Regions from separate parts of the Homo sapiens genome. Here region 1 is linked to region 2. A link is a contact called in ENCODE Hi-C or POLR2A ChIA-PET data. All regions are on one chromosome and are shown on one strand. Each heading gives the region's core, a stretch centred on a gene start or an enhancer-like site at or near the end of the contact. The rest is flanking DNA. Distances are from core to core; before and after follow the strand shown.

The links. A loop is a pair of places that touch in the nucleus more often than their neighbours do. ChIA-PET counts read pairs that join two places held with the same protein, here RNA polymerase II (POLR2A). Pooled maps may share reads with other maps.
Region 1: a pooled map shows a loop between it and region 2 (2.8-fold over the local background). The contact joins two enhancer-like sites. A Hi-C loop is called at or near these places in 5 of 50 pooled maps. POLR2A ChIA-PET finds 5 or more read pairs at or near these places in 2 of 52 experiments (BJ and activated T-cell).

Annotation. Positions count from the first base shown.
Region 1 is chr3:24,234,893-24,241,626 of GRCh38, reverse strand. All of the region lies in intron 3 of THRB (thyroid hormone receptor beta), which reads left to right. Among named protein-coding and RNA genes, the nearest start is that of THRB-AS2, 87 kb to the right of the region's middle. Within about 2 kb of position 3,451, at least 5 of the 41 ENCODE cell types and tissues checked have a DNase peak (open chromatin) inside an H3K27ac peak, as active enhancers do.
Region 2 is chr3:23,961,939-23,968,124 of GRCh38, reverse strand. NR1D2 (nuclear receptor subfamily 1 group D member 2) reads right to left here. Exons shown (of 8, transcript NM_005126.5): 5 at 5,520-6,148; 6 at 2,963-3,148; 7 at 102-312. Among named protein-coding and RNA genes, the nearest start is that of NR1D2, 20 kb to the right of the region's middle. Within about 2 kb of position 4,359, at least 5 of the 41 ENCODE cell types and tissues checked have a DNase peak (open chromatin) inside an H3K27ac peak, as active enhancers do.

The sequences.
Region 1 (6,734 bases), core at 2,202-4,701, 270 kb before region 2:
GGATCTGTTCTCTAGCACCTAGCTAATGAGTGTTAATTGGCAACGTGCTTTGGATAGATCACACTGGCCATGACTGCCACCATCCAAGGAAGGGTGACAAGAGGCACAAGAATAGATTTCTCTGTAGGCCTGAGGAAGTTGAGCAGGACATAATACAGTAAGACATACACATGTGGCCTCGCAGTGGCAGAGCAAATGGCTGTAGGGTTAAGAGGACAGTAGGGTGACCTGTCTCCACGCTCAAACTCAAGCACTTCTCCCATGAGCAGAAGGTCTCAGTGGAATCACCTGAGTGGCTTTTCTAAGTACGCATTATTGGGCCCAGGCCTGGAGACGGTGAGCAAAGCTCCTCAGATGATTCTGCCGTGAAAACCCCTCCTTGAGAACTGAGAATGCTTTTTCTGCATCCTGTGTGGTTGTGCCCCATACTTACAAGTAAGCAGAGTGCAAAGCCAATCTTTTGGAAAATACAAAATCAAAGTGCCCAATGGGTACACTCCCCTTCCCATTGTGTCTCATTGCCGTTTTGTTGCCACAGGAGTTGAGCGTCCCAAATTCAGGTGTGCCCATTTAAAATGCAAGTGGCCCTCAGTGGGCACAGTCCACCAACACAGCTGGACGTGTTGGCCAGAGTAAGCTGCCGTTCACTGGAAATATTCTAGAGAAGGCTGACCGTGTGCTGGTCAGGATGGAAAGGTGGGGGTGCCTGCCATGTGTTGAGTGAGTACAGCCTACCAGGATGGCACCTTAGTTCCTCCAACATGTTCTTAAATGGATCAGGCTGGTGGTTCTCAACATGTGGGCCCTGGAAAGTATATCCAGATCACCTAGGAACTTGTTAGAAATGCAGACTCTCAGGCACCCCAAACTAACTGAATCAGAAACTCTGGGAATGGAGCCCAGCAATTGGTTTTAACAAACCCTTCACATGCTCACCAAAGTTTGAAAGACACTAGTTTAGCTTATGCTATAGGTAGCTCCTTGCTACCTGTAAGTCAGAAGCAGCACAGAATTGGAATGCAGGCAACCGGTCATTTATTCATCTACTGAGGTATTCGTACAACTCTTCCAACATGGTGAACATCTTGTGCTCATTTGTCTGATTTTCACCTAAGAATGTGAAGTGTTCAGTATCTAGCCAGCTTCTCAGCTATGGTTGGCATCCGTGTAATTTCCAGTGATAATCTGACTTACTGCATCCTCTTCTCAGATTATATAAGGGCTGTGTTCTTTTACTTTTTAGATTCTTCGTCACAGCCTCCCCATTTGACGCGGGCTCAGTAAACTACTGAATAATAACCAAGCCTGATTTATTCCCAGGACTGCCTTAAATCCTGCTAAGACTTCACTCTGTGTCTCTTTCTCATATCCTCCACACCAAGTGGTAAGCCAGGCCGACTCACTTGGCTGTATGAAACTTTTTAATGGCACCTTTAGGTCAAATGTTGTGGCCATGGTCTCACAAAGAGTGAGGGGTGAAAGGAGATACTGCAAATCACACTTCTAGACTTTTCACTGATTTTCAAAGCTGTTATAGCCATGGTTCCCAAAATCTGTACCAGAGCACCTTGGGTACCACAGCAACCCCACAGAAATACAGTGGGATGTTTTTAATTTTTGAGGGAAACCCAGAAACAACTGTCAGACACCATGCAAATCCACCTGTCAAGCTGTTTGGACCTCATAACTTCATAAACAGGGCATTTAAGTATTTCTTTTGACCTAGGGTCACCGTAAAAAATATTACTGAAACACTAAGAGTGACATACACTGAGAAAGTTGGGAATCTCTGTTACAGCATGACTGTCCCCAGGTATAGTTTAACTGTACACATTCTGGCAGGATCATGCATTCAAGCCATCACATTGCAGGAAATACACATTCTAAATTTAAATATTAGCAGGGGAGAAGCTGAAAGAAAATTAGAACTATATGCATCTTTGAGGGACTTCTTTCCTTTATAACCTTCCTACCCAGACCTACCCATCCTAGCTCCCTGAGACAACCCTTAACCAAGGCTCCTGTGATTTTTCAAAATAATAAATAATAATGATAGAGGCCAAGACAGGAGAATTGCTTAAGACCAGTAGTCCGAGACCAGCCTGGGCAACATAGCAAGACTCCATCAAATAATAATAATGATGATGTAAATTCTCATTTAGTGTCCCAAATATGATGGATTAATTCTTGCAAATTGGAACTAATGATTGCTCTAATTGCTCTGGTGCATTCCTGAAAATCACCTTTGATACACACTGTTGAAAGACAAATTCAGGCTGTGTGTGCTATACCATGCACCTGACACCTCACAGAAAGCCACTGGAATTTCTGATAAAGAGCCAACAGAACCTTTACCAAGCAGAATTAAACAAGAACCTAATGTGCGACTGAATGCAGTGGCTCACGCCTGTAATCCCAGCACTTTCAGATGCCGAGGTGGGCAGATCACTTGAGGCCAAGAGTTCAAGACCAGACTGGCCAACATGGTGAAACCCTGGGTCTACTTAAAATACAAAACTTAGCCAGGCATGGTGGCTTGTGCCTGTAATTCCAACTACTCAGGAGGCAGAGATAGGAGAATTGCTTGAACCCAGGAGAAAGAGATTGCTGTGAGCTGAGATCATGCCACTGCACTCCAGCCTGGGTGACAGAGCAAGACTCTGTCTCAAAAAAAAAAAAAAAGAACCTAATGCGTGAGAATGGAGACAAAGTTTCCGAAGTCAATTTCTGCAAGAGCTTTGCAATGTAGCCCCATGTCCCCTGCCCCCCATTTGACACTGAAGAAGTAGTAAACAGTTATATTTATTAGGATAATTTTATTTTCATCTTCAAGGGAATTTCAGGAGCACAGCAGTCTTCATAACACTCCATTTAGGAAGATTATTCTTTTTATCCCAGGGTTAAAAATCTGAAGGAGCTCACTGCAGATTCCAGAGGCAGCAGAGCACTGGCTCAGACTGAGAGACACTGTCTCCCTGGGACAAGATTGAATTTTCTTTTAAATTTCAGATGATACTATCAAGGGGTCAAGTACTAGAGTCTTTTCTTATGACACCATCCAGGGTTGCAGAAGGGAGTGGATTGTTTGTTATTGTCTTACTCATTATCAAACTCTTTTTAAAAATCAATAATAAATCATTTGCTGCAGTCTTAATGTTTTATTTTCACATTCTTGTTTGTTGTTTTTCATGCATGTGTCTCAGTGAGTCACCTAACCACAATTATATATTCTGGCATCTGGTGGTTCTGCATGGTACCCTCATTCCTTAGGAATTAATTTCCCTGACATGATGAATGTGTTTCCAATCCGTTCATCACACACACACCCCACACACCCCCCCCCCCCCCACACACACACACACATACACACACACCCTCTTTAGCAGGGAGAAGTTACCCTACTCTCCACCAGGTGTCAGTAGAGTCAGTTTTAACAGCATGCTTTGGCCAAAGGGGCATCTGCTGAAGTTGTTTTTCCTGCTGTCAGACGTTTCCTCAAACTACCTCTGGGCTGTCCTCTTAAGAGACTATCTTCCATTTCTTAGGAGTGTTCGGAGATGATAGTCCACCTGTAGAGAAAGACAGCCATAAGGAAACCGCACTATAAACAGCAGGTGGCCAAGCTGGTCCTTTCAGGTTGGTCTCATAAAATTTTTACTGGCTGTTTTCTTCTTTACTTTTCTATCACTACCTTATTTGGCTTAAAAGTGCTCCATGTTTCACTCAATGTGACAATAAATTAGATGTGGTTGATGCTTTTAGATTTGCAGGGGGCTTTGTTTGTTTGTTTTAAGGCCCATTCCACCTCTGCCACTGCTGACCTAGTCCTCAACACAGGAATCGGATTTTACTCTGCTTGTAGCCCCAGAACCCAGCATTGAAGGGTATAGAATACTACCATGGATTAAGTGTGCACGTCCCACTTAACCCAATGTCACCTTTGAGAGCTACGGCCTTATTCCCATTTTAGGAATGGTTACTCCTGACTCAGTATCCCATATTTAAGTGGCAAGGCCAATGCTCTTTGTAACATGCCATGGTGACTTTGTCTGGGAGAGAGGTGGAAAAGGAGAGGGGAAGAGGAAGGGGAAGAGAGAGAAGAGGACAATGATTTGGCCTGGATATTGACTAACATAAAGAGTAGGGGGAACTCTAGAATGAGATTGTTGAACTGGAGTTGAGAGAGTGGGTGGAGTGGAAGTAAAAGTGAATTATTTTACTAAGAATAAAAAGAAATATCAGCAACAGCAAATTAAGCTCAGTTTCAACCATAGACCCTGGTTGAATTATTTCCCTTCCTGACGGCAAAACACTTACAGAGACTGCCTGAAAATCTGAAATGAAAAGTATAGCTTTGCCATTCAACAGTCATTTGCTAAAGTCTGTTATGTGGGGCATGAGTCTCCTGCCATACCCAGTGGAGAAATTCTGACTGCCTTCCCCTCCAAGAGGTGACCCACTCAGATTAATACCTGGGATACGGTACAGACAGAGCTTTCACTAGTTTTCCACATTTTTACTAACTCAGAGTTTTATGTTCCTCTTTAGGCTCATGCCCAGTCTAACTACGCTAGCTTTTCATATTTTTTCTCTTACTGATTTTTTGATACTACATTCCCAAATAGGGTTAGTTTTACTGAATACAAAAGGTGGATCACAGCGTGGTATGATTTGAAAACACCTTGCCTCTGTTCTCCTATTTGAGTTCTTAACTGATTCCTATCATGAGAAATTCAACCATTATTTATTCACTTCATTGGGTCCTAGATTTAATATTAAAATGCAAAGGGCTCGGGGAAGGATAACTGGGGCTGCACTCAGGATGCTATAGACTTGGGAACAAATTTATTTCTGTGTCCAAACTTTCTTACTCCCCACAGCAAGGTTAAATGAACATGCAAAGTAACCTTGAAAGGGAAAAATTTTTTTTCACAAAAATTCAGCCTTGCAAGAGGAAAATGGCAGGGCAGGTGAAGGAGAAGCAATTTCACCTCCTTTTAATCTTTGTAATGACAGCATCTGGGGAGGTGGGCTCTGTATTGTTCTTGAGTCTTTAAATGACCTCAGGTAAGCTTAAAGTTAGACCAGGCAAGAGTTTCAGTTCCCCCATGCCTTTGGGATGATTGAGGCTGGCCAGGAGTTGAGATCATCTATAATAATGATGATGCCTATAATAATAAAGAAGTCTCCCAATACCTTACATTTGTGTCCTCCTTTTAAATTTACAGGCATTTTCCAATTGCTTTGGTCCTCAGCATAATCCTGAGAGGGCAGGAATTGTGATTTATCTTTACAAATGAGGCTTGAAGAGTTAAAGGAACTTGTCCATGATCCCCAAACTACTAAACTGAGACCCAAAGCCATCTGGAATGACGCCCAGTCCAGGAGCCTTTCCTCCATACCTGGGATTGGACTTGTTCTTTAAAATATTCCCCAAATACCAGAGTCAAAGGTTTGATGTATAGCTCTCCCTCTCCTCCTATGAGGGGGATAAGGAAAAGAAGGGGAAACTCCACTTTTACCCCCAAGAGATCCACAGCCTCACTGCCCTCCTAGCATGGGTGCAGCCCACCTAGGGGGACAGCCATTTGCATTTATTCAGCTGTGCTTCCAGATGCCACAGACAGAGCTGTGGGAAGGCTCAAGTGGGGACAGGGTGGGGTGAGGGGTTCAGCCCCATCCCATGAACTCCAGTCATACCCAGCACCCCACAATACCAAATAAACTTCATAAAAATAGTTGCTTGCTACCTAAACACAACTTCAAGACACATCCCTAAGCTATGCCCCCCTCTTACACGGCAACTTCCTAGGAAATCTAGCATGTCCACTGATTCTGCATCTAGTCACGTTTGCTCAATGCTAGGTGAGAAGATGGATATGTCCTTCTCTGAAGGCCTTCCCAGTTTTAATGGTCTTGGGCTAGGGTATGTAATAACGTCACACTCATGGGTCTGACCTTTTAAAATGAACCAAGAGAATTGCTAATGAAGGTTCCCCAACCCACAGCCCCCAACCCAGTCAGTCATGGCTTTTCTGGGCTGCCCATGAAGCACCTGCTGAAGTATTAATAGATGAGCCCTGTTAAATCTTATCATCTGATACATCAGGCTGCATGACACTCTGCTACCCTTCCTCCTGAGAGAGCCAAGGAGAAGAAAAACTAAGGAAGACAGTTTGAAAAGGCCACAAAAGGTTGATGATGAGCTGTGAGGGGAAGCATGTTTTGATTCAGTGCACAGGTTGGATAAACAATGACTCACCAGGTCTACGTGGAAAGATTTTTCATGAGGTAATTTTTACAGATGCCCCTTCAGTGCTGTAGTTTCGATACAGAGAAAGGAAACACAAGGGGACAAAGGTGTGTGGTCAGGGCAAGCGTGCTGGAGTTCTACAAGAAGGAGTGGAGGTGTTCTCTCTGGCACTGGTCTAGCCTTGTGACCTTGAATACTGAGACAGGCAAGTATTAGGTTGGTGCAAAAACAAAAGCAATTAGAAGTAATGGCAAAAACTGCAATTGCTTTTGCATCAACCTAATAGCAATGATCCCACTCAAAGAGGTGCCACCAAAGGGTGAGCCTCCCAAGCAGGCCTCCTCCACACTGCAGCAGGGCTGCCTTTCTCACACTGGATCACTGCTTAAAGACCTTCCGTGGCTCCCCATTTTTCACAGGATAAAGCCCAAGTTCCACAGCAACTCTTTCAAGACTCTTCACCATCTGGCCTGAAACTACA
Region 2 (6,186 bases), core at 3,110-5,609:
ATTCCCTCTATATAACTTTCTGGAACCCTGTTAACTGCCATCTTCTCCCCAGTTGGTCACTATATGCTAGGTGTGGCACAATTTTGAACCAGCTTGCTTACCTGCAGATACCAGGACAACAGCTGTAAACAAACTCATCTCTTCATCACTAAGTTGGAGGGCATTTAGCTTCTCACTAAATTCAAACATAGAGTTTAGCAGATCCCCTGCTCCCATTGAGTGTAAATCATCCACACTATATTTCTTTCCACTTAAAAAGGTGACAGTACGTTCCTTTGCATCAAATAATGATGCGAACCGTACCATTAAAACCTGGAAAAAGAAAAAGAAATGTATTTGGAGAAGTCTAACAGCAATAATAAAAAAATAACTTAGTATTCAATCAAGTCAGTTATGAATCATCCCACATATAAAAGAAAGTTATAAAAGAAAAACAGGGTATACTTTTACTCAAAACCACTCTATTCTATTCTATTCTATATTCTATATTCTATTCTATTCTATTTTTGACATGGAGTTTCGTTCTTGTGGCCCGAGCTGGAGTGCAATGGCATGATCTTGGCTCACTGCAACCTCCGCCTCCCGGGTTCAAGCATTTCTCCTGCCTCGGCCTCCCAAGTAGCTGGGATTACAGGTGTGCGCCACCACGCCCAACTAATTTTTGCTATTTTTAGTAGAAGCAGGGTTTCACCATGTTAGCAAGGCTGGTCTCAAACTCCTGACCTCAGGTGATCCACCCGCTTCAGCCTCCCAAAGTGCTGGGATTACAGGTGTGAGCCACCATGCCAGATTTTATTTTTTGAGATGGAGTTTTCTTCTTGTCACCCAGGCTGGAGTGCAGTGGCACGATCTCAGCTCACTGCAACCTCTGCCTCCTGGGTTCAAGCGATTCTCCTGCCTCAGCCTCCCAACTAGCTGGGATTACAGGCACACGCCACCACGCCCAGCTGATTTTATTTTTAGTAGAGATGGGGTTTCACCATGTTGACCAGGCTGGTCTCAAACTCGTGACCTTAGGTGATCCACCCATCTCGGCTTCCCAAAGTGCTAGAATTACAGGCATGAGCCACAGCGCCCGGCCTATTTATTTATTTATTTATTGAGACAGGGTCTTGCTCTGTTGCCCAGGCCGGAGATGCAATCACAGCTCACTGCAACCTGAACCTCCCCGGCTCAAGTGATCCTTTCCACCTCAGCCTCCTGAATAGCTGAGAATACAAATACATACCACCACACCCAGCTAATTTTTGTATTTTTTGTAGAGACAGGGTTTCACCATGTTGCCTAGGCTGGTCTCGAACTCCTGGACTCAAGTGATCGGCCTGCCTCGGCCTCCCAAAGTGCTGGGATTACAAGCATGAGCCACTGCACCCGGTCCCAAAACCACTTTCTTAAGACAGATTCTCTACCAAAGCAATAAATACTCCAAGAAGAACATCAAAAGAAATTCTAGCCACTCATGGCAAAGATACTCTGCCACTCTATTAACAAAGATTCTGAAATGCAATATAAAATTAGAGCAAGAAATAGTGCCAGTAAATTTAAAACTGGGCCCTGGCCAAAGGCATTAAAGAATCTCTTTAGGCTGCCAAGTATAACACATGGCCTCTATGCCTTAAGTAAAAAGAGCAAAATTCCAATGCAGCAACACTTCGAAACATCAACACATCAAATGCAGCCAAGGCAAAGGAAGCAGATGAAGTCTAACTGAACTGCTTCAAGAAACCAACACCCAAAGAGACTATCCACAAAGAAAGCTATCACAGTAAGTGTTCTAAGCACCATGTTATAATTGACATCCAAGTTAAATCGGTTAACAATTATATTACTTAGTTATCTCACTCCCTCCGTTATAATAAATCCAGGGAGAAGTGAAAATATAGCCCTGGCTCACTTCTTCCATCCATAAAAGGTTCAAAGATTTGGCCCACCAAACATCAACTTCCTCTCACCACCCCAATCTCAGAGTTGTCCTTAATTAGGTCCCAAGGCATCTCACACCTTGGCAGCAAAAGGGATGCCCTGGGGCAGACAGAAGGTGAAAGACACCTAACTAAGGACCAGGAGAGGCACATCTGTTAAGTTATACAGTAGAGACTACCCCAAGCCCAAGCAGGATACAGTGTTGCAAGAGAAGCGGGACAGAAAAGTAGCCAAGGATCCTGAAGCAAGGTGAAACCAGGAAGAGCTAAGGTGGCACATAAGAAATGTCTGATATATCCCCAAAATATTCTACAGTCTCTCGAAAAACGAAATCACATTCTATTTGCCCTTCTTATTCTGTATCGAATACAGTAAATGCTAGGCTAGGCTTTCAGGAGGTGTCTAACACTGCAGAAACTTGTTAAGTCCACATCTAAAAGCAATACTAGAACTCAGGAGTTCATATGCTGTAGATACAGAATACCTATATTTCAAATCCTAAATAATAAGTAAAAAATATATATAAAATCCTAAACAATTCTGGATTTACCAAGTCTCCCAAGTCTGTTCCCAAAATCCTGAGATGATGATTATTTTGTTGATAGTTTCAGACTCTGGACTATAAATACTGACTTAGAAAAGAATGAAAACATCTGCCGGGCACAGTGGCTCAGACCTGTAATCCCAGCACTTTAGGAGGCCAAAGTGGGCAGATCGCTTTGAGCTCAGGAGTTTGAGACCAGCCTGGGCCACAAGGCAAAACCCTGTTTCTACAAAAAAAAAAAAACAAAAAAAATTAGCCGGGCGTGGTAGCTCACACCTGTAGTCCCAGCTACTCAGGAGGCTGAAGCTGGAGAATGCTTGAACCCAGGAAGCAGAGGTTGCAGTGAGCTATGATCGCGCTGCTGCACTCCAGCCTGGGTGACAGAGCAGGATTCTGTCTCAAAAAAAAAAAAAAAAAAAAAAGAATTAAAACATCCATGAAAATAAAATACTACATGCCCTGCCTGCATCAATATTCAGGATAAATAAAACCTACCTCAAAAGTCCCAGCCTTTAAAAGGTTGACCTGGTCATGCTGAGAGAGATCTCTGAACCCAGGAATACGCTTTGCAAATTCCACCACTTCTTTCACTGCTGGAGTGAAGCTCATCGAAAATTCTTCCCAGATTTCATGTCCTGATTTATGAGGATCCACATATGGAGACTTACTCATTGGACAAACCTAGTATACATAAAACGGAAAAACTCTTAAATACTAAGAGGTGGTAAAGAAATGTCAAAAGCAGCATCTCAATTATCAGAAACCCCAACATGAATTTAACCCCCAAAACACAAGTAAAATCTACTGAGATATTAGCACTTCATCCATTTGCTGCCCACCATACTGTAGAAAGCCTCTTGGCAACCTAATATAAATAGCAATTAACTTATCATTAAAAAAAAGCCTAAGCAAAAATATCATCTATAACAAGCTATTTCAAACACCTGTTGCACAGGTTTAAGAGTTTATTTTGTAACACTGCTGCCACCTTATGCTAGTATATGGTGTTTTATAATTTTGCAAACAAATTCAATTGTTTGATTCTCAATCTATTATTCATGGCAGATTATAATTTCCATTTCTTAGGTGGAGAAATGAGACTCTGAGAGGTTTAGTGATTTGTCCAACACAGCCAGAAGTCACAAGCCTAGGCCCAAATTCACATTTAGTTAATATTTCCAAACTCCTTTATTTCTATATAGGTAGAATTACAATGTTGTAATTTCCAAGAAGAAAAAACAGCAAGGTGCCTCATTTTGTTGAAAAGGTCACTCACTGCCTGGCCGGGCGCAGTGGCTCACGCCTGTAATCTCAGCACTTTGGGAGACCGAGGCAGGCGAATCACAAGGTCAGGAGTTCGAGACTAGCCTGGCCAACATGGTGAAACCCTGTCTCTACCAACAATTAAAAAAATTAGCCAGACGTGGTGGCTTGCGCCTGTAGTCCCAGCTACTCAGGAGGCTGAGGCAGAAGAATCACTTGAACCGGGAGGCGGAGGTTGCAGTGAGCCGAGATCATACCACTGCACTCCAGCCTGGGTGACAGAGTGAGACTCCGTCTCGAAAAAAAAAAAAAGAAAAAAAAGTCACTGCCCATTTATTTCAAAAACAATGCTGTGATCACTGACTTCTACTTGTTCAATCAGGAAACAAGGACTGCAGATACAGGTGTGTCTTCTAAATGACGACTGCGTGAGGGAAAATAGGAAGCCAAGAAGTTATTAAAAAAAAAAAAAAAACACCAAAAAGATGATGAAACACACCTGTATATTCTATTAGTAAAATCAGCCTTTAAATTTTCACTAAATCCATACAAAATCTAGGAATGGGATGATTACAAAACCATAGAGAATATCATGAAATCAGAACCAAAATGCCCACAGATTTTTCCTTCATTAAGGCAGCCACTTGGCCAGGCGTGGTGACTCATGCCTGTAATCCCAGCACTTTGGGAGGCCGAGGTGGGTGAATCACTTGAGGCCAGGAATTCAAGACCAGCCTGGCCAACGTGGTGAAACCTGTCTCTACTGAAAATACAAAAATTAGCCAGGCATGGTGATGCATGCCTGTAATCCCAACTACTTGGGAGGTTGAGGCATGAGAATTGCTTGAACCCAAGAGGTGGAGGTTGCAATGAGCTGAGGTCGCGCCACCGCACTCCAGCCTGGGCAACAGAGCAAGAATGTCTCAAAAAAAAAAACAAAAAAGCAACGACTTAGCCTAACATAAGGTCCACAGAATCAAATAACTCCAAGTGACAACAAAAATTTTAATGAAGATTGAGGTAGAGTCAACTATTTTGAAAATGAAAAAGACGACTTTAATTACCTGTCAGTAGAAAATACCAAGCACTATCAAAGGACTTCATGGTTTAAACTGGAAATGGTGTGGTACTGCTGTTTTTGGTGAAATTTTGGCTGAATATGAACACTGTACTTTGATGTAGAATGTCGTATTTGATGGAAAAATAGAAAAGCTTCAATGATATGACCAACATTAAGTCATCTCATAAGATGAAGTCTGAGAAAATCCTTAGAAATTAGCCTATGAAATTAAAATACTCCTAAATTTATCAAACAATAAAACATCTATGTTCTATATCCAAAGACCTTCTTGCATAATAATGGTTAAAAAAAAAAAAAACCTCTTTCTATAGAAATCAAAGAATTTCTAACTATGGCAAGCGAAAAGTTCGGCCCTTTGAGAAAATCCCAAAGCTAGTAAGGTACTAATTAACCAGAATGCTTAAATTTTCAAAGGGATTTCCAAGAATTAAAGGACCAATTCTGCATGAATCATATTTTACATAAAATCCTAATCCCAATCTCAGATCAATCAAATCACATGCTTGTACCTAGCTGGGTGTGAAATTAGGTCATTCATCAGAAGATGTTTATTAAAATTATTTGACCTAAAATACTGTACAAAATTAAGTCTGTAAATTTCTTAGGTTTCCTGACACCATCCCCCCAAGTTAGCATATCTCCCGAATAAAAGAAAATTTTCAAAGCTTTCCCTGATACAATGTAAGCAAAAAATCGATTTCACTATACCAGATGCATTCTTCCTCCAGTGTTGCACAGGTAACTATTCTTGTTCTCATTCTGAGAAAATCCATCTATCGGAACTCTATCACATACTCTTTGAGTATAAGCATTGGAGAAGTTCATACAATGTCCATTTGCAATACAAATGGCATGACCATTTGGGTAATGCATTATATTCCTCCCTTTGAACTGTCCATTGAGATGCTGCTGGCTCTCACTACAGGGAAAATGGCTGCTAAGCCCATTGCCGCAATGATCATGATTTAAATTATATTGCTCCATGTTCTTGGGAATCCGTTCTCCTCTCTGGGGCTGCATGCTCTCAGCTGAGTTTTCTTGCTGCTCTTGATTATACATAAAGGTATCCTTGTGAGCTCTGGTCACCATGCCAATCACTTCTTCCTTTGCAAAATCAGAAGATGGAGGAGAAGAGCTTTTGATGTTTTCTTGCTCCAGTTGGGGCTTGGGTCGCAGCTGTTCCTGGGCTGGCAAGGCTGTCTGTTCATGATGTTCTACTAATGTGTCATTTTGCAAGTGACCACTGAACTGGCTGTTCATCATGGTCTTCATTGCACTTTGCATTTCAATTAGCATCCTCTGTTTTTCACGCTTAGGAATACGACCAAACCGAACAGCTATTGAAGAAAAAGATATTTAACGTCTATATTCTAAA